3 separate regions of the Mus musculus genome follow, and all the other regions are linked to region 3. The links are chromatin loops, found by intact Hi-C in ENCODE. Cell type or tissue: gastrocnemius. All regions are shown on one strand. Region 1 overlaps Raver2 (ribonucleoprotein, PTB-binding 2). Region 2 has its middle 34 kb from the start of Gm46888. Region 3 has its middle 61 kb from the start of Ube2uos.

Region 1 (8,000 bases), 560 kb before region 3:
GTATTTGGCTGATCTGCCTGCTGCATGACAGTTCCTTCTGGGAAGTCAGACACCCGTATAGAAAGGATATGGCTAGTGTGAATGAAGTTAAGGCAGCGATGAGCAGCAGGCGCCGCGCCGCAGCAGGCGGGCAGGAGACCCGGAGCTTAGTACACACGCTTCTTTTTCAAGTAGGTTTCTGTGTAGCTCACTCCGGTGTCCTGAGGGTGCTGGCCAGCGAGTTCTACCGGGCCTCCTTCTGGGGCAGAGATGAGATAGGAGGAGCCTCGCTTCTCATTCCTCAAGGAGGATGCCTGTGAGAAAGTCAGTGAAGATGTCCGTGAGAAAAGCATGCTATCCTCAGTTGGTGTGAGGACAGAATCCCAGAATCCCAAAACCGAGAAGAAATAGAAAACCACCTTTGTTGCAGGAATTAGACTTTCAAGTCTCTATAAAGTCACCCGTGGAGAGCCTGGTATGGTTCAGTTGAAGAGCAGCCTCTGGCCCTGCACTCCACCCCAGCACCAGTCAGTCCCACCTAGAACCTGAGCCCTCACCTCAGTTCTGGGATGTGGGAGGAGGAAACTGGTCCTATTCACACCTGAGGCAGAAGAGCAGTACCAAGCATCTGGCTCTGATGGAGGATGCAGGCTAGCAAGTGGGGAGTCGTGTTAAGTATGCCCATTGACTGTGTGCAAGAACTTGTCAGAGTGGTGTCAGGGAAAATGACAGCACTACCAACAGTAATGGTCATCTCAAAACTTTGGGGCCCCAAATAATCAGATTTCCAGGCTCCCTTCCCGAGAGTCTGATCTAATGTTCCCCATAACAGGCCACATTAATCAGTACAATGATATCCTGCAGCCTAGCACGTGACCTTTCCCTACAAATAAGTGTGAGGTGCTTGCTGAGGCCATTATAACAGCCCAGATACACAATGTGAGAACAGCTGATGGGGAGGGAGGTCAGCTTTCTAACACTGGAGAGTTCTCACATTCGGTGTCTTTAAACCCTTAAAAAGGTTGCGTCATAGGTTGCATTTGTCCTCCCATCATCCTGTCAAGAAGAGACATGAGAGCCCATGGGTTGCTCAGTGGCATAGCCATTGCATTGGGTTTCATTTGGAGAGAGAAAAAAAAAAAAAGAGGCAGAATGACAGACCCACCACTAAACAGCTACGCTGCCTCTCTCCCTCAATCCTCTTAAGTGAGTCCAAGGCAGTGGTCCTCAGCCTGGGTCAGATATCCTGTATATCAGATATTTATATTACAGTTCATATCAGTAGCAAAATCATAGGAAGTAGTAACAAAGTTTTATGGTCGCGGGTCGCCAGAACCTGAGGAACTGTATTAGGAAGTCACAGCAATAGGAAGGGTGAGAAGCATCGCCCTAAGGGATTATTCACAAAGTTGAACAACTGCATAGCATTTGCTTGGAAACTGTGGAGGTGGGGGCAGGGAGGAACACAGATGAAAGTAGTCTTAGGTTGACAATGTAGGCAGCTTTTCCCCGGCTCACGCCCACTGCTGAGCCCAGCATCTCCCAGCAATTGGAAAGATACTGGTGGCTCCACCTTAGCCACTAAAACCGCTAACCTGCAGCTCGTTCTGCAAGTGAGATTTTCCCAAACATGAGGGGTGGCTTAGGGTTTACTTCTGTGGACAGACACCATGACCAAGGTGGCTCTTATAAAGGACAGCATTGAGTTGGGGCTGGCTTAATAGGTTCAGAGCTTCAGTCCATTAGCATCAAGGTACATGGCAGCCTCCAGGCAGACCTGGGACTTCTGGAGTTGAGAGTTCTACGTCTTCATCCAAGGCAGACAGGAGAAGACTGTCCCCTACGTGGCTAGGAGGGACTCAATGCCCACCTCACAGTAACACACTTCCTCCAGCAAGGCCACTCCTCCTAGTAGTGCCACTCCCTTGGCCAAGCATATTCAAACTGCCACAAGGAGCAAGATGCAAACACCTCTCACAGTGGGCAGAGCTCCCCTATGCCTCCCTCTCTCCGTGCTGCATGGTGACCACGTTCATCCTTAAAGCAAGAGCCTTCTAGATCGTCTTTATTCTCCCAAACCAGGCAGACACTGGATGTTGTTATTCAAATGGCTCTATATCATCCAGAGCCAGCCAACAGAGACCGAAGAGGTGAGCCTGAATGTCAGAGAAAAACATTAGTTAAGAATGAGAAATGAAAAATGCCCTTGTGGCTCATACAGCAGCGGAGAAGGATAATTCTGACTTAGTACATCAAAGACGGCTAGCTTTGTAAGGATTAGTGAGTGGGGAACAACGGTAGTTGGAGGTTTTGAAGCAAGCACAGTAGTCTGAGAAAAACAAACTCGTAACTAAAAATGAGTAAGAAACATTTAAAAATTGCCACAAAGAGAAAAAAAGCACACAGATCAACTTCCTCTTGTCTGTCACAGCATGCGGCGTCTCTTCCTTCATACCCTTCACCTTCAGGTCTTGGGCCCTAGGCTTCAATGAATGAATGAATGAATGAATGAATGAATGAATGAAAACGTGCACTTGGCTCTCTCCAAACTCCTATCTGAGGGCTTTCCTCAGTTACTGGAGAGGAGTCGGTAGGAAAGGCACTTGGCAACAAGAGTCATGTCCTGGGCTCTACCTCTGGGGGCCACACAGTCCTCTGACCTCCACAAGCAGGCCATGACGTGTGCCCTTCCATCCCTGTGCACAAAATAAGCATTTTAAAAAATTTCAAATGCACTTGAAACAAAGCTCACCCTAGCCCTGTGATGCTACCCAGCTGCAGCTTTGGGAGCCAGTAGCTCGCCCTGCAGATGCAGCACACCCAGGTACTTTCTGCACCGTAGCACATTTAAAGTTCAAAACGCTGTCCCAGGACAGCAGGGAATTTAGAATGTAACATGCTACTAGCAGAGTGTGGTGGCAGATACCTTCAAGTCCCAGCACTGTTAAGGATCCCAGCTTTTAGAAGGCAGAGGCAGAGGGATGTCTGAATTTATGGCCAGCCAAGGTACACGGTAAGATCATGTCTCAACAAAACAAAACAATTTAAAAGTTGTGGGCTGGAGAGATGGTTTCATGGTAAGAAAACACTTGCTGCTCTTGCAGAGGACCAGGTTCAGGTTCCAGCAACCACACTAGGGAGCTCATCACCTTCTCAATGTCCAGATTCAAGAGTTAGACTCCCTCTGCTGGGCTCCATAGTCACCTGCAGCCATGCAGTATAAACACTGACAAGCAGTCTCTCTCTGTGTGTCTCTGTCTCTCTCTCACAGACAGACAGACAGACACACACACACACACACACACACACAAAGTATAACCTGCTGATTTGGTGAAATTGCACCAGCACAAGAACATCCCGTCAGGTTGCTTTCACAACACTTCACTAGGCCTCATCCAAGAGCCGTCGCTCCCCCGCCCCCCAGGATGGGCCCTTTCCAGAAAACATTCATCTTCAGCAGGATTCTCCTCAGGATGAGGTGAAACCGCCTATCATGATTCTTCCTGGGCTCTGATCTTTGGAACCACGATGTGAGGAGGCGGCTTCCTGAGTGCTGTAGTTATGATGTCAACAATTTCCACTCCCCTCTAGCCTCCCGCGGGGGAGCCCGGCATCTTCACTCTTAGCTAGTCAGCTATCTCACCAAGAAGATGAGAAATCCAGAGAGTTGACAATGACTACTGGACTCCTGGCCCTCAACCCTTGGCATCTCAACCTCCCACATAATTTGTGACAACATTCTCCCTGACATCCAGATTCCTGAGATAGATGGCCAATCAGCAATGAACATCATACGGGACCAGCCAGGCAAACTAAATCTCCTCCCAGCCCCCCAAAACCCATTCTACCCGCGTTCCTACCCATCTCAGCCAGTGACAATTCCATTTTTCCAGGTCCTAAACCTATGTTCTGGCCTTCCTATGTTCTTTAGTCATAGCTTAGAATAAAATCCTAAGTACACAAAGGACCTAACAAGGTCCTACCTGTCTGCCCTGTCCCCACCCACTGAGACTTCTCCATTTCCATCTTGCCCCAGCCTCTCCTGCTGGGCGCTCTCCCTCCCTTTGTTCCTTTAACAAGGTACCAAGTTTGTCTCATGCATCTCTGCACTGGCTGTTCCTACTTGTGGGACTGTATGACACCGACAACTGTGTATCTATAAGACTCACATTTGCCCCCAAAACTCACCTGGCAAGTCACTGTGTCACATTTTTCAAAAATGAAAACCACCCGGAAAGTCTCAGTGGCCACAACTGTGTAAGTTAGACACCTTAAGTTCATTTAATGGTACAAAGGAATGTCCTGTGTCACATAACATGATGTGCTCTTGCACTGTTTGCCCACTAGATGGCAGCATTAGGCTCTCTAAGGAGAGACCGAGACGCTTCATTGCTTTTTAGTTCATTTTTGGGTTTGCGGCCACCCTAACTCATCACACATTCTGTAGCCGATTCCCTGGGTTGGACGGCCAGCTTCCCAGCAGGAAAGATCCATGTAACCAGGGAAACACAAGACTATGGCTTGGCAGTGCAAAGGACTCCTGCCAGTGAGCCAGGCGGCTGCCCCAAGCCAAGTGTGGAAAGAAAAACCCAAATCTCAGTTTAATGGTCAGGGAAAACGGTGAAGGGATTCCTAAATTATCCTTCATATTACTGAAACTAATGATTACGCCATGCTGAAAAGGTACTTTTTCTACTTCAATAAAAGGGGGCAGGAAGGAATATTCTATTGTTTTGTCAGATTGTAGTTAGAGGCTATACTCGGGCATTAAATATTTAATAAGCTGGCTCATGGGCTCCTGTAACATGGACGTATAACACCCATCTGATGCAGACAGACCTGTTCATCTTTACCTCAGACTCTGAAATATCAAACTGTCTATAGCTATCCAAATTAAAAAGATCTTTCAGCTAATAATGCTATTAGACTTTAAAATAACTCCATTTGTTTCTGGCTTCATTTTTCATCGTCCACTTCAAATATCTAGGACATGTAATTTTGGGAAAAATCAGCTGCATCTCAGTGTTGAGTACAGTAACTATAGCCAGGGATGTGGGGAGGTAACTACTTAAAATCAGCTGCATCTCAGTGTTGAGTACAGTAACTATAGCCAGGGACGTGGGGAGGTAGCTACTTAAAATCAGTTGCATCTCAGTGTTGAGTAACTACAGCCAGGGACGAGGGGAGGTAGCCACTTAAAACTGGCTTCTAAGGAGCTCTAGATTGGAACACGCCGGGTTAACGTGGTTACGGTACGCACTTTGGAACTTCAGGAACACTAAGTAAATATGCTTCCTCTATTTAGGATAACTAAGGTTTGTTTCTAAACTACCACACTCCAGGGCTGGCAGGATGGCTCAACAGTTAAAAGCGTGTATACTGCTCTTACAGAGAATGTAAGGTCCGCTCCTAGCCCCACACTGGTCGGCTCCAAGAGAATCTGGTTCACCCTCCCTGCCTCTGCAGGCACCTGCTTACATGCACATACTCTGACACAAACACATATGCATATAAGTAACAAGTAAACACTGAACATATCGTTAGTCCAGTGTTTGTTTCTATGTACAGAGCTGGAAGACTCAGTCTGACCCCAGAGTATCCCCGCACTGCCAGTGACAGCCGCTGACTCTCCGTCTGACCCCAGAGTATCCCCGCACTGCCAGCGACAGCCGCTGACTCTTCCTCTGCACTCCCAGAGCAGTCATCTGACTTTCCCTACAGATTTACTTATTCTGAACACTGCACATAAACAGAATCATACATGTGGCCTCTTTGGCTTACTTCACTTAGCATGCTTTTGTGGTTCATCATGCTGCTCATTTGCTTGCTAACTTGTAGACAACTGGGCCTTTCCATTTTGGCTGTTAGAGATAATTTACCGTAAACATTAGTGTATAAACTGGTATGTAGATACATTCAAATTCTCTTAGCACATATCTACAAGTCAAACTCTTAGTTTGAGGAATGCTAACTTTTACTGACAGTTCACCATGCCTTTGCCCATATAGCTGTGACTCTTTTTCCTTCCAGTTTCTTGGTGTGGGTCATCTCATATGACCTACATTCCATGCTTGTCACTCTTATCCCTGCTGACATCTGCTGCAGTCCCTTAATGAAGTTTTTATTATGTTGACAGCCTGCTTGGTGTGGCCCAGCTCCCACACTGCCCAAGGTCGTTCTTTACATATGACTCACTTTAATTCTTTATACCGTCGTCTCCTAAGTCCAACACCCAGGAGACCTTATGAGCATTTTGTATTACCTGCTTCCCCTGTGCACGGTGTCTTAGTCAATGTTCTATTGTTGACATCATGACCATGGGAACTTTTATAAAGGAAAACATTTAACTGGGGCTGGCTTACAGTGTCAGAGGTTTAGTTCCTTGTCATCATGGCAGGAAGCATGGCAGAGACGGTGCTGAGGAACAACATGGCAGAGATGGTGCCGAGAGATCTACATCTGGCTTGGCAGGCAGCAGGAAGAGAGACAAGAGGCCTGTCTTCAACAATTGAAACCCAAAGCCACACCTACTCCAAAAGACCACACCTCCTAATCATTGTCAAGTACTGCCACTCCCTAATGACCACGCATTCAAATCTATGAGTCGATGAGGGTCACTGCTATTCAAACCACCACATTTCCTGACTTGTCTGATTCCTCTCTCTCTCTCTCTCCCTCTCTCTCTCTCTCTCTCTCTCTCTCTCTTTCTGTTCTATTGATTTTTCTGTTGTTGTTGAAAACTGAAGATCATTTAAATGAAATGATGTGGTGACTGGAAATGAATCTACAAACCCCTCTCTTTTGTTACTGTTCAGTAGCTTCTTTTGAACTTGTGAAAAGTCAGTTCTCCTGGCTGTGTGAACTGCTGTTATCTGTTAATGGCTACCCTATAGATTGCGATGCACATTCATGCACAATGCAGAAACCTTCAAATCCCTATTTCACTTGCTCCATTCTGGCCCTGGCATTAGGGCTGTAAGATAACTATCTGCATGCATTACAGTGTCAACGATGCTCTGTACTGGTTCCCTATGAACTCAAAGGGGGGAAACAGTTGTCATCTGCACATTTTATCAGTCCTGACAGTGGCTCTCGCTGCTGGAGAGGCTGCTAGACACCATGTGATGTCCAGGGAAGGCCCAGCAATTATTCAACCCCAGATGACACTGGTGCCAAGGCTGCAGTCTCTGAGACAATACGCATTGTTGTTACCCCGTTACTGTCTAGATCATCTCTCTGTAAGTCTGACTCCTGTACACGATCGTGAGTTCCTGATTTACGAGAGGGGACTCTGCTCATGAGATCTGTGTTTTTTGAAGAAAATTTTGATCGTTCGTTTTTCAAACATTTTATACTCCATTAACCGCATCTCCTCCACTGATATGCACTTCTAGCTGCTTGGTCTGCTCCCGGGGCTCTGAAGAGCCTGCTCACTGGTTTCCACTCTCTCCTCTGCCTGCTGCTTTTCTAGTGGTGAATCTTTCCTTCCTGTCTTTCCAGTCCTGTGCTGTTCCCATCTAATGTAATCTTTAATATCACAAAACAACTGCTAGGCAGTGGCGAATGCCTTTACTTCCAGCACTCAAGAGGCAGAGCGAGGCAGGTCTGAATTTGAAGCCACCCTGGTCTACAGAGTGAGTTCCAAGACAGCCAGGGCTACACAGAGAAACCCTGTCTTGAACAAACCAACAAACCAATCAAAAAGAGAGAGAGCGAGAGCGCTAAACAACTCCTGTCAGTTCTAGAATTATTAAATTCTTTTATAGTGTGTAACTCTCTGAGACCCCCTATGTGTCCATGATGTCATCATGTTATTTGCCATTTATGTTTTAATGTCATTGTTTACTGATACCAACACCTGGTCATTGCGGCTCCATCTCCCTCATGAAATGTTTTATATCTGTAGGTTATTTTACCTACATGTATGTCTGTGCACCACATGTGTGCCTGGAGCCCATGGAGGCCAGAAAAGGGCCCCAGGCACTGGAGTTAACAGACGGTTATGAGAGCTGCCATGTGGG
Region 2 (8,000 bases), 130 kb before region 3:
TAAGGTATTTTTCTGGTGCCTATTTACAATGGTAATTTCTTCTCAATTAATAATTTAACCTTGTCAATTGTCTAAATGTTCTGGCTTTATGATGCCACTCAATGAGGAGCTTGGGTTTTTTTTTTTTTTTTTCCTTAGCTACTCACATGGACACACACTTCTCTAGAGATGTAAACATGCGCACACATGCACACACACAGACACACACACTCTTCTGAAAATAGAATCTGTTTGGCTGTATTGAAGTCTCGTACCTGTTTGCCTTTCATTAAACTTACTGACAAGTGACCTCGAGGGAAGAACACAGTGAATCCCAGTTGAACCTTTAACAAAAACCTTGCCAAATTTGCCTCCAGGAACAAAGGCATTCTGCAACACAGGCTGGACTGGGCAAATCTTCTCAGCCTGGGAATATCAGACGCATTCATCTCAGCAGCGAACCTCAAAGCCCCGTGAAGCATCAGTGTGTGTGGCCTGGAATATTAACAATACATTTTAATTTCAAGGCACTCATGCCTGCAGGGTTTCAGTCAATTTAACAGAAAAAAAAAATAATGAAAAACAAAGGAATATCAAATAAAATGACAGGCTGATCATAATCTGGTTTATAAGCAGAGAGTTGTCATGCTCTTAATAAAATGTGAATAAGTAAGGTTCTGGTTCTACATTAAAAATATAGAAAGAACAAGTCTTTGCAACATCATTGCTTATCAGAACATAGCTCCAGGACATCCAGGGACTAATGGTGTGAGCCATGGGCACCTCAGAGAAGCCAAACGATGTCATGGAGTCTTCCTGTCTTCATTCTCATGCATGCTCTTGTTGTATGTAGCTGAGTGGATCTTTTATGTGGCAAGGGAAATCCTCCCAATATTTTGTTGTCTGGCAAGTTTCAGTAGTCAATGTAGCTGTGGGCCAAGCCACAGGTGAAGGTCAGAGACCGGGCAGCTGGAAAACCGGTGGAGGCGGAAGTGAGGGGGTAAGCAGGTGAGGGCGGGTAGAAAGCAAGAGGTCCAGGCAAGCAGAGTTCGCTCAAAACCTGGTGGCGATGTCTTGCCATCAGGAAGAGGATGATGTAGAGAAATGGTAGCCACCAGAAAGCCTGGCAGAGAAGCCAACAGAGACAGTGAGGAGCCACGTGAGACCAGCAGGTCAGAGCTGGCCTGTTCCTGGGATGGTAGTGGCAGGGAGGTCTGTGCATGCTGAGGGCTCATGCACTGAAGGGGGCAGCTCTTTCAGGTAGCAGCCACAGAGATGTTTTTGTTCACAAATGTTGTCTACTTCTTATGCTTTTCTCTTTTGTTTGCTTGCTTTTCTATTTTAGGAGGAAGGAAGTTGGATAGTAGGCAATCTTTACTGTCCAAAAAAGCATGTCTTGTAAGACTTTCAATAACAAGGGCTAGAGAGATGGCTCAGTGGTTAAGAGCACTGACGGCTCTTCCAGAAGTCCTGAGTTCAATTTCCAGCAACCACATGGTGGCTCACAGCCATCTGTAATGGGATTTGATGCCCTCTTCTGGCCTGCAGGTATACATACAGATAGAGCATGTATGTAAACAAACAAACAAACAAACAAATAAAAAAGACTCCTAATAACAGACTTTCTGTGTCATATATACATGAGAAACACTATACAACACACACACACACACACACACACACACACACATCTTCTTTGTAATTTGAAACACAGTAACTCACCAAAGGTTCCAAAAAGTCCTGCAATCAAGAGAGAGACCCATCTAATTTCTTCTGTCACACATGGACTTGCTTTTACATTTAAAAAATATGTATTATTTTAAAACTTCAATTAATCAATTATTGTATGGGTGTGCCCGGTGTGTGTGTGTGTAGATGTAGGTGTGCGTGCATCACAGAGTACATGAGAAGGACAGAGAACAAGCTGTGGGAGATGTTTTTTCCTTCCTTCATGTGTCCAGGAGAGTAAACTCAGCTCATTAGGCTGAGTCATATTGCTGGGTGCAAAGAGGAAACTTTCATTGATTCTATACTGGAATTAAATAGATGAGCACAGAAATCAAGTAGGTACCCAAAACATAAGCAAATGAAACTTGAAAAATGCTCGGCATTGAACTGTTAGGACTCATGTATAGCATGTCACACATGTGTTAGAACAAGTGAATAGCATGTCATACAGGTGACACCCCTTGGAGGGACAATGAAAGGAAACAAGAAAAACACATAAGTGAGAAGAAAGCTCGGGTCCTCCATGGGGGATGCGAAGAGGGGCACAATGGTTAGAAAAACTGCCGCAGAGGACCTGAGTTCTGTTCACAAGAGCCTGCAACTCCAGCTCCGGGGGAATCTGACACCTTCTTCTGTCTTCTGTAGGCACCCACAAACATGTGTCATATAGTCACACATACACACACATACATCCATACAGATAAATAAAAATAAATCCTAAAGCAAAATAAGATCTCTTAACTTCTCTTGCTAAAATCCATGTGTACTTGCTTGCAGACATCTTCTCACCTTGGCAATCCTGTCTATCACGCTGCCTTTTGACATGATTTGACTGCAGAATCCTTTTCTTACATATCAGTTACTTTCCTAAGACCCCCATGGCCCTCCCACCCCAGCTCTGAGCAGCTCATCTGGAAAAATGCTCTTCTAGAACTCCTCTTACATTGGGCCTCTGGGACTCAGTTGTAAGGACAAAAAACCATGCCAGTCCAACTCTGGAGAGACCACTGGAAATCCTTACCTTTCCAATATTGTGAGGAGCGGGTGTGGCAGCAGCCCCCAAGATAGCGCCCGGGACTGCAGCCAAGTCTTATGACTTGCACCTGACTTCCTCATACACCTGAAAATAAGCCACGTCCATCGTGAGAACTGCACAGGTGCACCATGATGCAAGATCGGACCATATGATGAGTGATGATTCCGGCGAATGGACTGCTGTTATGTGGACTGGACTGCTGGGGTGTGGTTGAGAGGTTATATAAGGGATTGCGATTGGGGTCGGGTTGGTTGTTGTTTTTTTTCTGGAGAGATTGATTTCTGGAGAGAGATTCATGCATGATGTTGAAAGGTTCCTGAATAAACTGCTTTGAGAAGAATGTAGTGTCATTGTTCCTTTCTGCTGGTTGGAATAGGAGGCGACAAAATATGAGTGAAATAACGTCAAATGCGTGCATAGCACTATCCAGCAAGCCTCCTACTGTCTAGTTAGAAATCAACTTCTAGAAAGAATTTAAAATGGTGTGTGGGCTGAGACGGAATGATGAGAGCGATTACTCAACATCATTGACGTGGTCTGTTTTTTTGCAGCAGAGATGATTTGAAATAGTCAGGAGAAACAAAGAATGGGATTCAAAACAGAGGGGGATGAACCACATTGTTCTTCAAAGTTTAGCCACTAAATGGAGCTGCTTACAGCAAAGAAACTTTTTTTTTTTTTAAAGTTGGAATTCCATCAAACTCAGAATCCAACAGTGGAATGCATGGTCGTGGTGTCTATTGCCTGTGTATCCTGAATAACTCTAGCATGGAGTTGTGACAGCGCTTACAAATGGGACTAGGAACTCTTTGAGTGCCTTTTGGGCTTTGAGGATTCACCTTAACATGAAATTTTTGAAAAAGCAATGAAAGTCAACATGGGTGTTCTGTGTGCACGGGCATGTGGAGGGGCAGGCTGGGTGGGGGGAGTTAACTAGGGTTGTTACTGGGAGCCACATGTGCCTTCCCATCTCTTGCCTCCATAGAAAAGAGCCCTAGTTGCTGGACAAATGGCATTTGGCTTGTTGTAGCCCTCTGTCAGGATCAAGGTTACTGCCCTTGTGTGGAGAGCTAAGGGACTGAGGATAAGTGTACCTTTTCTAGGGAGGGCCTAGGGTACTGCTGAGGGCGAGCTAGCTATCGAGCTGCTTCAGGCATGACTGAGGATTAAGCTTTTCAATGGGACAGAACAATCAATGTTTGGTTCTTTCCAACGCCCTTCAGGAGTCCGTTCCCAATTATATTTAGACTGAAGTGGGTTTTCTGAGATGCCACAGAAGACTGCAAAGGACACAGATGCTGTGAGCATGAAAGAAGGGAAGATATACTCGGGAGAAGTCAGCGTTAGGGGAAGAAGCCGTTAAAAATTTAAAAGGTATTTCAAACAAACAGCAGCTCCTTGTGACAGATTCTTTCTCAAGTTTCTTTTACATTGCCCTAGGTCCCGACCTTCCTCCTTCTCTGCTCATCAGCAGCATCTATAAGAGGAGATGATACAGAGGCTGGGTACCAGATGAGGCAAGGTTGGAGCAGACAGGAGCAGGGATTAAAAGGGCTGAGCATTATAGAGGGACCCAGGTAGTGTGGAAAGGACACAGGGAGAAGGCGCGGCGCCCCCTGCTGGTGGTGGGTCAAATGCCGTGATCCTAGAGGACAGGTGTGGGGCTGCTTCACAAGTGCCGCAAAGGAAAGTGGGAACCGCGGTAGCAAAAGACTCAAGGCAAGGACCCCAGCATCTAGGAGAGTACTGCGCTGCAGGTAGGTACTGTAGCCAGATGGGAACATGGAACCCTTGCTTTCTGAGAAGGGTCTATTGAATACAGTCTTCAGTTGTATTCCCTGCGTCATTGGTTATGACTCGTGATCAAGACCATTCGAGTACATAAAGGCAGAATAGTAGTGAAGAAATGAATGAGAAAGGAGAGGGAGGGGCAGGTGGGAGCATGCGCACTGCACGGGCCTCGCTGCAGTTTTGCAAAGCTGAGCACTTGAGTTAGTGTCTTGATGGACGCTTTTAGATTGTGCACCAATAGATTCATACACGGGAAGATATAAAAGGAACTTTGTGTGCTCATGGGACTTTGCGTTTGGAGCTGGGGCTAGAATCCAGGGCACATAAGCTAAGTGTGCATTGCCATGAGCTGCACCCTCAGGCTCTAAGCCGCGGAGCTTCTTGGCTCTGCAACAGCAACACTGTATACACTTGTTATATATATTGGCTGCCCAGTGCCTGAAATGGCTTTCTGTGTCTGGGAGTTTCCTATATTATCCTACTGTGGACAGTGACTATTTGTAGATGTTTTCTTTTTGTAGCCCCTCTGATTGTGGGGGTGGGGTGGGGAATTGATCACCTGACATCCACTCTGCCACACACTCTTTAATGGTTTAGAGTTATGGAAGCTCAGGGTCTGCCTAGAGCTCCTGTAGGTGGCAATGCCAGTCACGGAGCAGGAAGGGAGCGAGGACAGAAACAAAGGGAGCTTAATGTCAGAGGAGCTCTGTGGGCGGACATGCCAATGGCCGCTGTGAAGGTGGTGGTGACATCGTGTAATACTGGGCCGTTTTCTAAAAGCAGCTGGGACAATGGCTTTAACTGAGGTCTATGCTTAACGTGGTGCCAATAGTGGTCTAAGCTACCCAGGTAAGAGCAACTTTGCACTATCATCTTGCCACTGTACTGGGCACTGGAACCTTCCAACCTGGGTCTCGGGTCATCCTGAAGTTCTGTGAGCTACCTAATTTTCCTCCTTAACTTAGCCCATGTTTTGTTGATTAAAGCTTGAAGTCCTGACTGATGGAGGAAGATATTTTAAATCATTTTGGGCGGGCTTCCACGTGTTACTATTCTTATGCACCAAGCTAACCATGCCCCGGAGCGAATTTTTGAAAAATTTTATTTGCATTTATTTTATGCTGAATTGATTCCTGTGCCATGCCTTTTTTGTCTCGTTGGTTTCTTCTGAGAGTTATTTTCCCTCTGTGCAACCTCTTCCTCTGGCTTGGGAACAATTTGGTCCCTTTCATCGAGGTGACAGGGCCTAACCTGATCTTCCTTCCACCATTCGTAATACTGGCTGTCTCCAGTTCTCAGGGGCCCAGGCAGAAGTTGTGCCAACTAGCTTTATATTTTCTTCTATGTGGTTATTTTTTAAAGAAGGGTTAATTTTTTTTTCCTAATGTGTGCAAGGGTTTTGCCTGCATATCTGTCTATGGACCACATGTGTGCCTGATGCCTTCGGAGGCCAGAAGAAGGTGTCTGATTCCCTGGAACTGGAGTGACAGATGATTGTGAGCCACCATGTGGGTACAAGTGCTGGGAACTGAAGCCTGGTCCTCTGCAAGAGCAGCCAGTGCTCTTAACTGCTGAGCCAGCTCTCCAGCTCCATACCTCTGTGAGTTTCAAACAACAACAACAACAACAACAACAACAACAACAACGTTACCGCATGCCTAGCTGGGTACTTTATTGTATCTATTGTTTTATTTGTTCCTCTCCATCATATACTTTAATTTTGTTTATATAAATCTTCCATTTGGGGCTAATATTTTAGTTTTTCCTTTTCCCTTACTTTCTTTCTTTTTCGCTTTGGTCCACGTGTCCCTCTTACTATACCTAGTAATTTAGTTGTATTTGATTTTACATTATTATTTGATTTTTGTTGTTGTTGTTGTTGAGACAAGAGTCTCTCACACTAGCTTAGTGCTAAGTAGCCAAGGGTGGTCTTAAATTTCTAATCTGCTTCTATTTCCTAAATCCTTGGATGACAGGCATGTACCACCACACATGTCTAGTTTATGTGGGGGTGAGGAGAAAATCAAGCACTCTACTGATGAGCTACATCGGTGGCCTTCTATTTTGTTTTAAAAGTCTATTATGTCTTTGCTTTTATTTCCCTTCTTGTATTTATTTAATTTCATCTTAGAACTTTGGTTTTTAACTCTAGGGCAATCTCTTTTTTCTCTCTTTTTTTTAAAAAAAATCTCTTGATCTTTCTACTTTCTTCTCTACAACAGTCTTCTGCATTTTACCTTGACCTCTGACCTTCACATGTATGTGCACACACATATATGTATATATACACCATGTATTAATGAATTGAATAGACAGTTCTCAAGAGAAGAAATGGCCAATCACCACTTGAATAATCATTCAACATTGTTGGCCATCAAGGTTTACAAGTTAAAACAGCTCTGAGGTTCTGTTTTATCCAGGTAGATTAGTTATCAACAGGAAACCAACCAACAACAAGTGCTGTAGAAGATGCAAGGAAAGAGGGACCCTTATTCTCTGTTGGGGGTTGGGAGTACAGTGTGCAGCCACTATGGAAATCAGCATGGAGGGTCCTCAAACAGCAAAAACTAGAACTGCATGACCCAGTTACACTACTCTTGACACTTACATGTATATCACACCCACCCTTACAGCTATAACATTCACAACAGCCAGGGACTGGAACAAGCTTAGATGCCCACCAACAGGTGAATAGAGAAAGAAAATGTGCTTCACATATGCAGGGAAATGTTATGCAGCCATCAAGAAAACTGAAATGATGGCGTTTGCAAAAAATATATACAACAATCATTATGTTAGGCAAAATAAACTAAATGCAGAAGGAAAAATATAGTACATTTTCTCTCACACACACAGAGTATAAATTTATAGGTACATATGTGGGTGTGTATGTCATGGAATGGAATGTAAGTCTGGAAAGGGGATCATAAGAAGAGAGAAGATGCCTTTTTTGGTTGTTTTTGTTTGTTTGTTTGTTTGGTTTGTTTTGAGCCAGGGTCTATGTAGCTCTGGCTGTTGTAGAACTCTTTCTCTGTGTATACTAGGTTAGTCTCAACTCACAGAGAAACTGCCTGACTCTATCTCGAGAGTGCTTGGATGAAATGTGTTTGTCACCATGCCCCAGAACATGGGAAGATAACTTAAGGGAGGTGGAAAGGAGACAGGGTAGTGGAATATATGTAATATAAAAGCAGAAGTTGAATCTTAAAGAAAGGGAACTTCTGGGAAATGGTGGTGTGTGGGAAGCCACATGTGCTGTTGCAGAGTGGCGCTGGCTACCGCTGGCCACCACACATAAGTTTGGGCAAACAATCAATGTGTACATATGCAGTAAAGTTTTTTGCCAAGATACTGCCTGGCCCGGGCATGATAATGAGGTTCTGTGAGGTACTGAAAGAATAACCAATCAGATGTGAGACATGCAAATGAGGTATGTTAATGAGGTTCTGTGAGGTACTGAGAGAGA
Region 3 (8,000 bases):
TCATACTGTTGTAGATGTTCAGATGGATATAATTGGGGTCTGTGCCCTCAACTAGAGAACCCTGGTATACTATCAAGGGTTTTATAGAGGAGCAGCAAAACCAATAGCATTCACCTAGAATTTAAGGGGATTTGTGAAGTGATGAGAGGTGGGTAGTCCCATTGCCGCCATCTGCAGGCTCGAGAGTCGGAGTAACCAATAGCAGCTCAGTCCAAGACCTTAGAAGCCTTCAGATGGAAATGGCCCAGTGATGCAGCCCCTATCCCTGGAGAGTAGCTGATGTGAGGTTTCCAGGCTGAAGGAGCTGGAGTCTAAGGTCCATGGGTTGATGGCAGCAGTCAGAACATACAAACTGAGAAGGGTGGAGCCAGTGGTGTGGGCAAGATTCCCCATTCTGCTGCTTTTTGTTCCATCTGGGCCTCCATCCCACAGAACCGTGCACCATATTGAGGTCAGCCCTTCCCCATTCAGCTCCCTGACCCACATGCCAATCATCTTGGGGATGTCCTCACACACAGGCTTAGGAGTGTGTTAATCCAAGTGTGTAAGTGTTTCTCAATCCAGTCCAGGTAACAACCAGAGTTACTAACCACAGCTGGTCCACAGGGAGACAGCCCGAGTGACTTGACTTCAAGATAAATTATCTAAAAGCTTTGGGAACATCTATCGCTAGTTTAATGTGCACATATTAACCTCTTTCTTTGATTTGGTAAATCTTCATTTTAAACATTTTTTTCAGACACATAGTAATTGTGCATTAATTTGAGGGCACAGTATGACATTTCATTGCAGGTACATTGTGGAATGTCAGATGGGGTAATTGTGTGTCTACCACCTAAGATTTTTTTGCTTACTCAAAGCATTCCATTAATGATTTCTAAACTGCTGCTTTTCTGTGCTATAGAATGCTGGAGTTTGTGTTTCCATATCCAACTGCACCTGCCATCCTTTAGCCATTGTCTATGCCATGTACCCCTCTCCCACACCCTCACTGGTACCCGACAACCATTATCCAATTGTCTAGTGTGAGGTTAATCTTTTAGCAGCCGCCCATTCAGAGGAATGTGCAGCATTTGCTGTTTCTGGCTTATTTTACTTCTCACCTTCTTCAGTCCATGGTGCTGCAAATGAAAGGATTTCAATCTATCTTGTGGCTGTATAGTATTCTATGGGAGTCCACAGTGTGTACCTGTCATGCTTTCCTTATCCATCCCTGTAAGCTACATGGGTTCCCTACCTTGGACATTGTAAATGGTGCTGCAGTAAACACATGGATGTGTCTTCGAAATAAGCTTATTATTATTTTTAAAAAATAAACACTTAGTCACCTAGTCTCTTTTCACAGCGGAAGACAAATTGAATTTGGAAGGCTACATCTATTTAGATCTAAGTTTCTAAGGCTTCTTGGATTAATTCTTTCACTTTATTTTTCAAAACTTTTACTTTACTAGGAATCATGTCTGTCTGTTATGCCCCCACCCTCACCCTCAGAACGAAGTAGGATACCATGTGAATGTTTTGGCCAAACTCCTGCAGTCTGTTTCTTACCTGAACAGCCCTGCCTCTTGATCTACATAGTGTCCTTCCCTTTTCCAATAGCTATCTAGAGAGGCTGGGAACACTCTCCAGGTGTCTTCTGATTTGGCTCTTTAGGTTTTGGTTAAATTAATAGATGCAAACCCAAGTTAAAGATATGAAAAAAGGGGCATAGAGCTTTTCTGGGTTCCACCAGTCTTTTATTGAACAGTGGCAATGACCCTAGCTGCTGGGAGGCTCCAGCTGAGATGCACACCTGGAGCCCTTGGACACTGAGGCACAGCAGCAGTCTTCACAGAGTCCTGGGGCTCAACTTTTATAATCGGGCACAGTCTTGAATGATGGCTCCTCTCTACCAGGTTCCAGTCTCACGGCGCCCTGTTTACTCCCATAGATGAGGAGCCAACTGCTCTAGTCCATGGAGCACAGTGCTCTTTGGAGCCTAGCTCCACCTCTTGAATTTTAGATGGCAGCTTTTCCTGGACACAGCCATTACTGTCTGGGACCACTGGACTCAGCCAGTCCTAGTATTAATCCTTCGATTTGCAAGAGATAAATCAGTTCCACCATTTTGAGCCAAATTTGAGCCAAACTTTAATTAAATACTGACCAGAATAGACTTTGGTTAAGACCACCCTCTGGAATTCTCCATGAGTGGTATTGAGACATGAGTCATAGGGGCTTTTTTAAAGGACAAAACCATTTGGCCAGTTTATGGCTTTGTTATTTTCCAAGAACTACAACTCCCAGAATGCCAGGTCAGGTTGGATTTTGGTCTTAAACCAGCAGCTTCTGCAGTCCATCCCTCAGTGATTTAGTCTGCTATTCTAGTTTAGGAGGTGTTTCCAAACCTCCATAGAATACAGGCAACTCTGGATCAGAATAGGCCCAGCCATTCTACAGTTCCTGTGTTCTGAGCCATTCTTGGACTGAAAATGTGACTTAGAACCTTGCTTTAGGACCACTCATATCAATTTCTTAGGAGATGTTAAAGCCCTCTGCCCTAGGCTGTCCAAGATATTCAGTCTCCTAACTGAAGTGTAAATGTCCAGAACTTTAAGATTTAAAAAAAAAAATGGAAACACTAACACACACACACACACACACACACACACACACACAGAGAGAGAGAGAGAGAGAGAGAGAGAGAGAGAGAGAGAGAGAGAGAGAGAGAGAGAACATGTATTAAACATGTATTTATTTTAGGTGGTACTGGGTATTGCGTTATGCTAGGTAAGCACATGACATCCCCAGCCTTCTCTTTTCCTTACTATTTTGAGATAGGGCCTCACTAATTTGCTCAGGCTAGCCTTGAATGCATAGCCTTGCTTTAGCGCAGAGGGTGTAAACTACCCCCTGAATCACAATAAGTAAATATCTGAATGGATGAACAGAGAAGCCGACATTTCCTGGAAAGTTTGCTCTCTAGCGTTGAATACATCTTACGGTAGCCTGTTGCTTTAAATGGAAATAGGAACCAATATCATCATCCTTTCTGCTTTCTTAGCCCCTCAGTCTTGAACAGAGGTAAAGTCTGGAGCTCTTGCAGCCCTGTTGAGAAAGGCACTGGAACAAAAGGCAGCACTCCACATACAGAAGTGTGGAAAAGAAGCAAGCTTGGCCCTTGGTAGTGTCAACCCACCACCAGCTTTGTGGGGCCAGCCCCACCTGACCCAGAGCAGCTGCTTCTTCCTCTTCCTTATCCTCTTCCTCCTCCTCCTCTTTCTTCTTCTTCTTCTTCTTCTTCTTCTTCTTCTTCTTCTTCTTCTTCTTCTTCTTCTTCTTCTTCCTCTTCCTCTTCCTCTTCCTCTTCCTCTTCCTCTTCCTCTTCCTCTTCCTCTTCTTCTTCTGTAGTATAGAATAGAGTTTATTCAGTGCATGGGGAGGGGAGTTAAGAGGGTAGTTGAGAGACACAGAGAATAGAGGTTGGCCATGAGCACGTGGAGAGAGAGGGGGAAAGAGAATGGGGAGGAGGAAGGGGGAGGGAAAAGCAAGGGAGCAAGAGAGGAGCAGGAGCGACCTGGAGCTTCTGATTTTGAGAGGAAAATGAATCTCTGTCTCTTTAAGCCTCTTTTGGACTGCTACCTCTCTCTCTCTCTCTCTCTCTCTCTCTCTCTCTCTCTCTCTCTCTCTCTCTCTGTGCCTATGCGTGTGTGTGTGTGTGTGTGTGTGTGTGTTCCTATCAGTCATATAATATGGGGATCCATAGATATTAAAACCTTGGTGAACATTAAAGTAAATATATCCTTTTAATAACCTTCCCTATTGACATTGGGTTTATTTTAGATTGCTGTAACGTAACTGTCTGTCACATGTAGAGTTAGCCAGGACAATATTAAGTGTGTAGGTTCCCTTAGAAATGGCTAGTGGCTTGTGAGCACACCTGCCTGGGACACACCGTTTCTCCTCTGCAGAAAGCCCTTTTCTCTATCAGGGGAGCACTGTTACCAAGGGCTCCTCCCTGAGACATGTAAAAAGCCCCAGGAGATGATATTGCATGTTGTAATTGTATTTGTTGAAACAAAATTCAATTAGTAAATTTAATTATCCTTGGCTTTTAGGGGGATCGCTTTCCGTTTGGATTCCAGTGTGGTCTCTAGAACTCAAAAATAAGACGAAGAACAGGGGAGAGGGTCTGGACTTTGAGGCCACAAATAAAAGCAAAAAGGGGCCTGCAGCTCTTCTGCAGAGCAGTGTGCAGCAAACAAGAGCTAGCTTTTCTTTGCGTGCCTGATAAAAACCTCAAACCACGTGGGCTTTGCTTTGGCATCTGGATATCAGATTAGTCGGAAAGAACACAGGTTTGGAAGGGTGGTTAAGCTATGGAACTGTTTAGTACAAGATTTGAGCGTCTCTCCCTCCTCCTTCTTTCCCCTGGGGAGGGAGAAGAGAGACAGGGAGGGGATGGGAAAGAAGGGAAGGGAATAAAAGGAAAGGTAATAGGGAGGGAGAGGAGAAGGGGGGTGGGGAGGGGAAGGGACAAGGAAGGGAAAAGAACTGTCAGTGTTCTCAGAGTCTCCCAACCTGTAATGAGAAGGAGGCAAAGGCGCTCTGGGTGGAGATCAGGCTCGGGAGCTTTCTTGTTGGTACCTAGGGCACTCCCGCCCCCTCCTCCCAGGGCGGGCATTAGGCACTGGAAGTCATTGAGCAGGATCACAGGGGCTCTGGCATCTGACAGGCAGGATTGACTGACTTCTCCAGGTTGGCTCTGACTTTACCGAGCAGCACTATCGTTAAGCTAGAGTAATTTCCTCTTAGAAAGCCTTTCCCGCGGTGTGGAAACGTCTTCCCTAGGGAAGCACAGCGGTCCCACTCATAAATGCTCTTGGTTTCTGCCAGCCTTTCAAAGTGCTTGGCTTCTGGGAACCTCAGAGCCTGAGCACGGGCACAGCGGCTAACGGGCGCCACCTTCAGGGAGAGAGGAGTAGGAACAATAAGGCAGATTTTCTAAAGCTGTCTTAGGCTGTAGTGATACCGATACCACTGTTTTTGGGGGGATGTTTAGAAGTTAAGTTTCCCATCTTCTCTCCTACTCTCTTCTCGGAAGTCTGTGAGTCACAAAACTGGAACTCACACTCGTGTAGACTTGAGCTTCAGATTCGCCTCATGTGGTGAAGGCGAAGAGATCCCTTCCAGCGATAGGTGTCCTAACTAAATGGCTTGTCACACCCCAGGGGCAGATTTAAGAAAAATCTCCCACCAAAATGCATCTCAAAGTGCTATGTATGGATGCTCTTCAAAGCCATCCGTGTAGCTGATGGGTTTGAATTCAGGTCTCTGGAAACTGATTTTTCTATCATAGTCTATCAGATGAATTATCAGAAGTACAACTTCTTTTATGAAATGCACAAGGCTCACTGCAGGTCTGCGCCGCTGCTTTTAGTATTTTATAATGCATTTGTGCATTTTTTTTTTTTTGGTCTTCTCAGCAGCCTTAACAACTGAGGTGTCATTCATTATTGCCTATCCTGCTGGACTAGAGAAACCAGTGTGAAAGTGGGTTAACTCCTATCCCCTGGCCACAGTTTGCAAGCATGTGACTGGCTCTTGATGTCAGACTCCAAATTTGGAATCCCCCACCAGCAACCCCTGCTGTTGCCTGTGGGGTAAAGAGTAAGAAATTCTCTCAAACTAGAACTGTTTTGTTTCTAAATGTTTCTATTTCAGCTTGCATGTATTTTTGACATATTTTTCCATTGGCAGCTAAAAATAGAAAATATAGCCATAGCTTGGTAATGAAAGAACTCTTATGATATTTTAGGAAACATTCTCGTTCCACATGGAATTATTTTAGAAATCAAAAGCAGAAAGATCTCTGGGCAATCTCCAAATATTTACTAAAAACAACTTCTAAATAATACATGGATCAAAGAATACAAACAAAATTAGGCCTCTTTTAGTTTTAGTGAAAATTTGAAACATAACAGTTCCTTGGATTGCCAGGGAAGCAAGAGGAACTGAGGGGGACTTTACTCAGGGTTGGTCTCCTTTCCAAAAATGTGGAGTCCAGAAGTGTCTCAGAATGCTTGCTTAGCCATTACAACTTCAGTATGGCCTAACCAGGAACCCCCAAATCCAAGACATTCTGAAATCTGAAATACCCTAAAACCGGAAATTGTTTGCATGTTGGCTCTCACTTTGCAGGGAGCGGAGGAGAGTAGGCAGGATTTTTGGATTAAAGATAATAAGTCTGTTGGATTAAATTCTTGGGTTTGGGGAAAAGTCTTCAGTTTAGGTATCAGCTTCCAGTGTAAGGAATTGGGGCTGGGGGAGTAAGTTAAGCCTAGCACGGTGGGATGCACCTGTACTCCCAGTTGCAAGAGGGTGAAGTTAAGTCTATGCAAGTAGATCAAACAGTGAGAACCTAACTCGAGGACCCCTCCCAAACAAGCATTGCTTGAAACAAACTGAAAACAAGAGTGAGCTGAACTCAGAGGAAGCCGCAGAGGTAAATGAAGAATAGTGTGGCAGAAATTTTAAATTACATTGGTGTATGTGTGTGTGTGTGTGTGTGCAGGCACACACGCAAGCACATGTGTGCACATACATACCTGCATGCTACAGAGAACTTGTGGAGGTCAGAGAACAATTATCAGGACTCGTCTTTCCCCTATTACATAGTCTTTAAGGGATGGAACTCAGGCCCTTAGGCTTGGCAGAAAGTACATATATTTCCTCATATACTTCAACCCTTGCTAATAATTTGACCAAGAACAAAAAGGAATTGAGAAATTACAAAAGCCCAAAGCATAAAAAAACAACAAATAAACAAACAAACAAGAACAAAACCAAAACCCAATAAAGTTAGTAAACCTCAGAAAACGTATAGATGCTTGGAAATCAAACGACACACTTATCTTTACGAGAGCATCATGTGTGATGCATCTGCATGTGCATTTGTACATGTATGAATACAAGTGTACGTGTGTAAGAGCATGCACAGGTAGGAGCTTGAAGTTGCTGTAAGGTGACCTGGATTTCTCTTTATTTACTGAATCAGGGTTCACTGAATCTGGAACTTTCCAACTCTGGCTAGTCTAGCTAGTCGACTTACTTCAAGCCTCCCTGTCTTCATCTCCCAAGTGCTGTGGTTACTGGCGGACACCATGCCTGGTCAGATTTTTTTTTGGGTTCTGGGTAGCTGAACTCTGGTCCTCACAGTTGGATGGCAAACACTTTATCCATGAGCCATTACCCCAGCACAACAATACAATTTTTAAAATTAAATTTTGCTTATCATTTTAGTGTGTGCTTTACTGTGTGTGTGTGTTGCTGGGTACGTGTATCCCAGCATGCATATGGAGGCCAGAGGATACGTTTATGGTGCCAGTTCTCTCCTCCCACCTTTGCATGAGTTCTGGGGAGTGAACCAGGCTGTCAGGGCTGCATCACCTCAGGCAGCAAGCGCTTTTACCCTCTGAGCCATTTCACTGACCCAACCAATACTACCCATTTGAAATAACATTATCATTTAGGAAATGAGTTATTGAGGAAATCAGGGACTAAATGAGGAAATTCTTAGAGTAAAAAGAAAATGAGAATAGATGAGAAAAATTAGGATATGGCCAAGGAAATCCTAAGAGGAAATTTTATAGTTACACATGACCAGAGTGCTCTCCAATAAATAACCTATTCTTAATCTCTAGAAAAGAAAAAAGAATCCAAACTCAAATTAGTAAATGTCAAGAAATAATAAAAACCAGAAATTAATGAGGCAGAGTGAAAACACAATGAATAAGTGAGACAGAAAAAGAGTTAATTCGTTGAAATGATTGATAAGATCAATTGATTCCTAGTCAAACTAACCAAGATAAAGAGAAAACTCAAATCAATTAATTAGAAATGATAAATGAGACATTAGAACAGACTCTGGCAAAATTCAGAAGATTTTCAGTGAATAGAATAAAAAGTTAAGTTCCAAGAAATTGGAAAGTCTAAAAGAAATGAATAAATTTCTGAATACA

What was found. Hi-C counts contacts between places; a loop is a spot of excess contacts. Peaks named below come from ENCODE experiments on the same cell type or tissue, not always from the same donor. Only the 100,000 strongest peaks of a DNase experiment are listed, where the experiment ranks them.
Region 1: a loop joins it to region 3, with 15 times the contacts of the local background. A loop is called at or near these places in 19 of 42 quality-filtered maps.
Region 2: a loop joins it to region 3, with 3 times the contacts of the local background. A loop is called at or near these places in 15 of 42 quality-filtered maps.

The regions. Positions count from the first base shown.
Region 1 is chr4:101,142,625-101,150,624 of GRCm38, reverse strand. Raver2 (ribonucleoprotein, PTB-binding 2) reads right to left here. Exons shown (of 12, transcript NM_183024.1): 12 at 1-293. The coding sequence ends at 147. Among named protein-coding and RNA genes, the nearest start is that of Gm24468, 40 kb to the left of the region's middle. In gastrocnemius, CTCF peaks have their summits at 3,182 (motif pointing left) and 4,316 (motif pointing right); DNase peaks (open chromatin) are centred at 4,056, 4,443 and 5,610.
Region 2 is chr4:100,719,060-100,727,059 of GRCm38, reverse strand. No RefSeq gene overlaps it. Among named protein-coding and RNA genes, the nearest start is that of Gm46888, 34 kb to the right of the region's middle. In gastrocnemius, a CTCF peak has its summit at 4,368 (motif pointing left); a DNase peak (open chromatin) is centred at 4,368.
Region 3 is chr4:100,585,342-100,593,341 of GRCm38, reverse strand. No RefSeq gene overlaps it. Among named protein-coding and RNA genes, the nearest start is that of Ube2uos, 61 kb to the right of the region's middle. In gastrocnemius, a CTCF peak has its summit at 4,951 (motif pointing left); DNase peaks (open chromatin) are centred at 4,692 and 4,913; H3K4me3 peaks cover 928 bases; H3K27ac peaks cover 474 bases.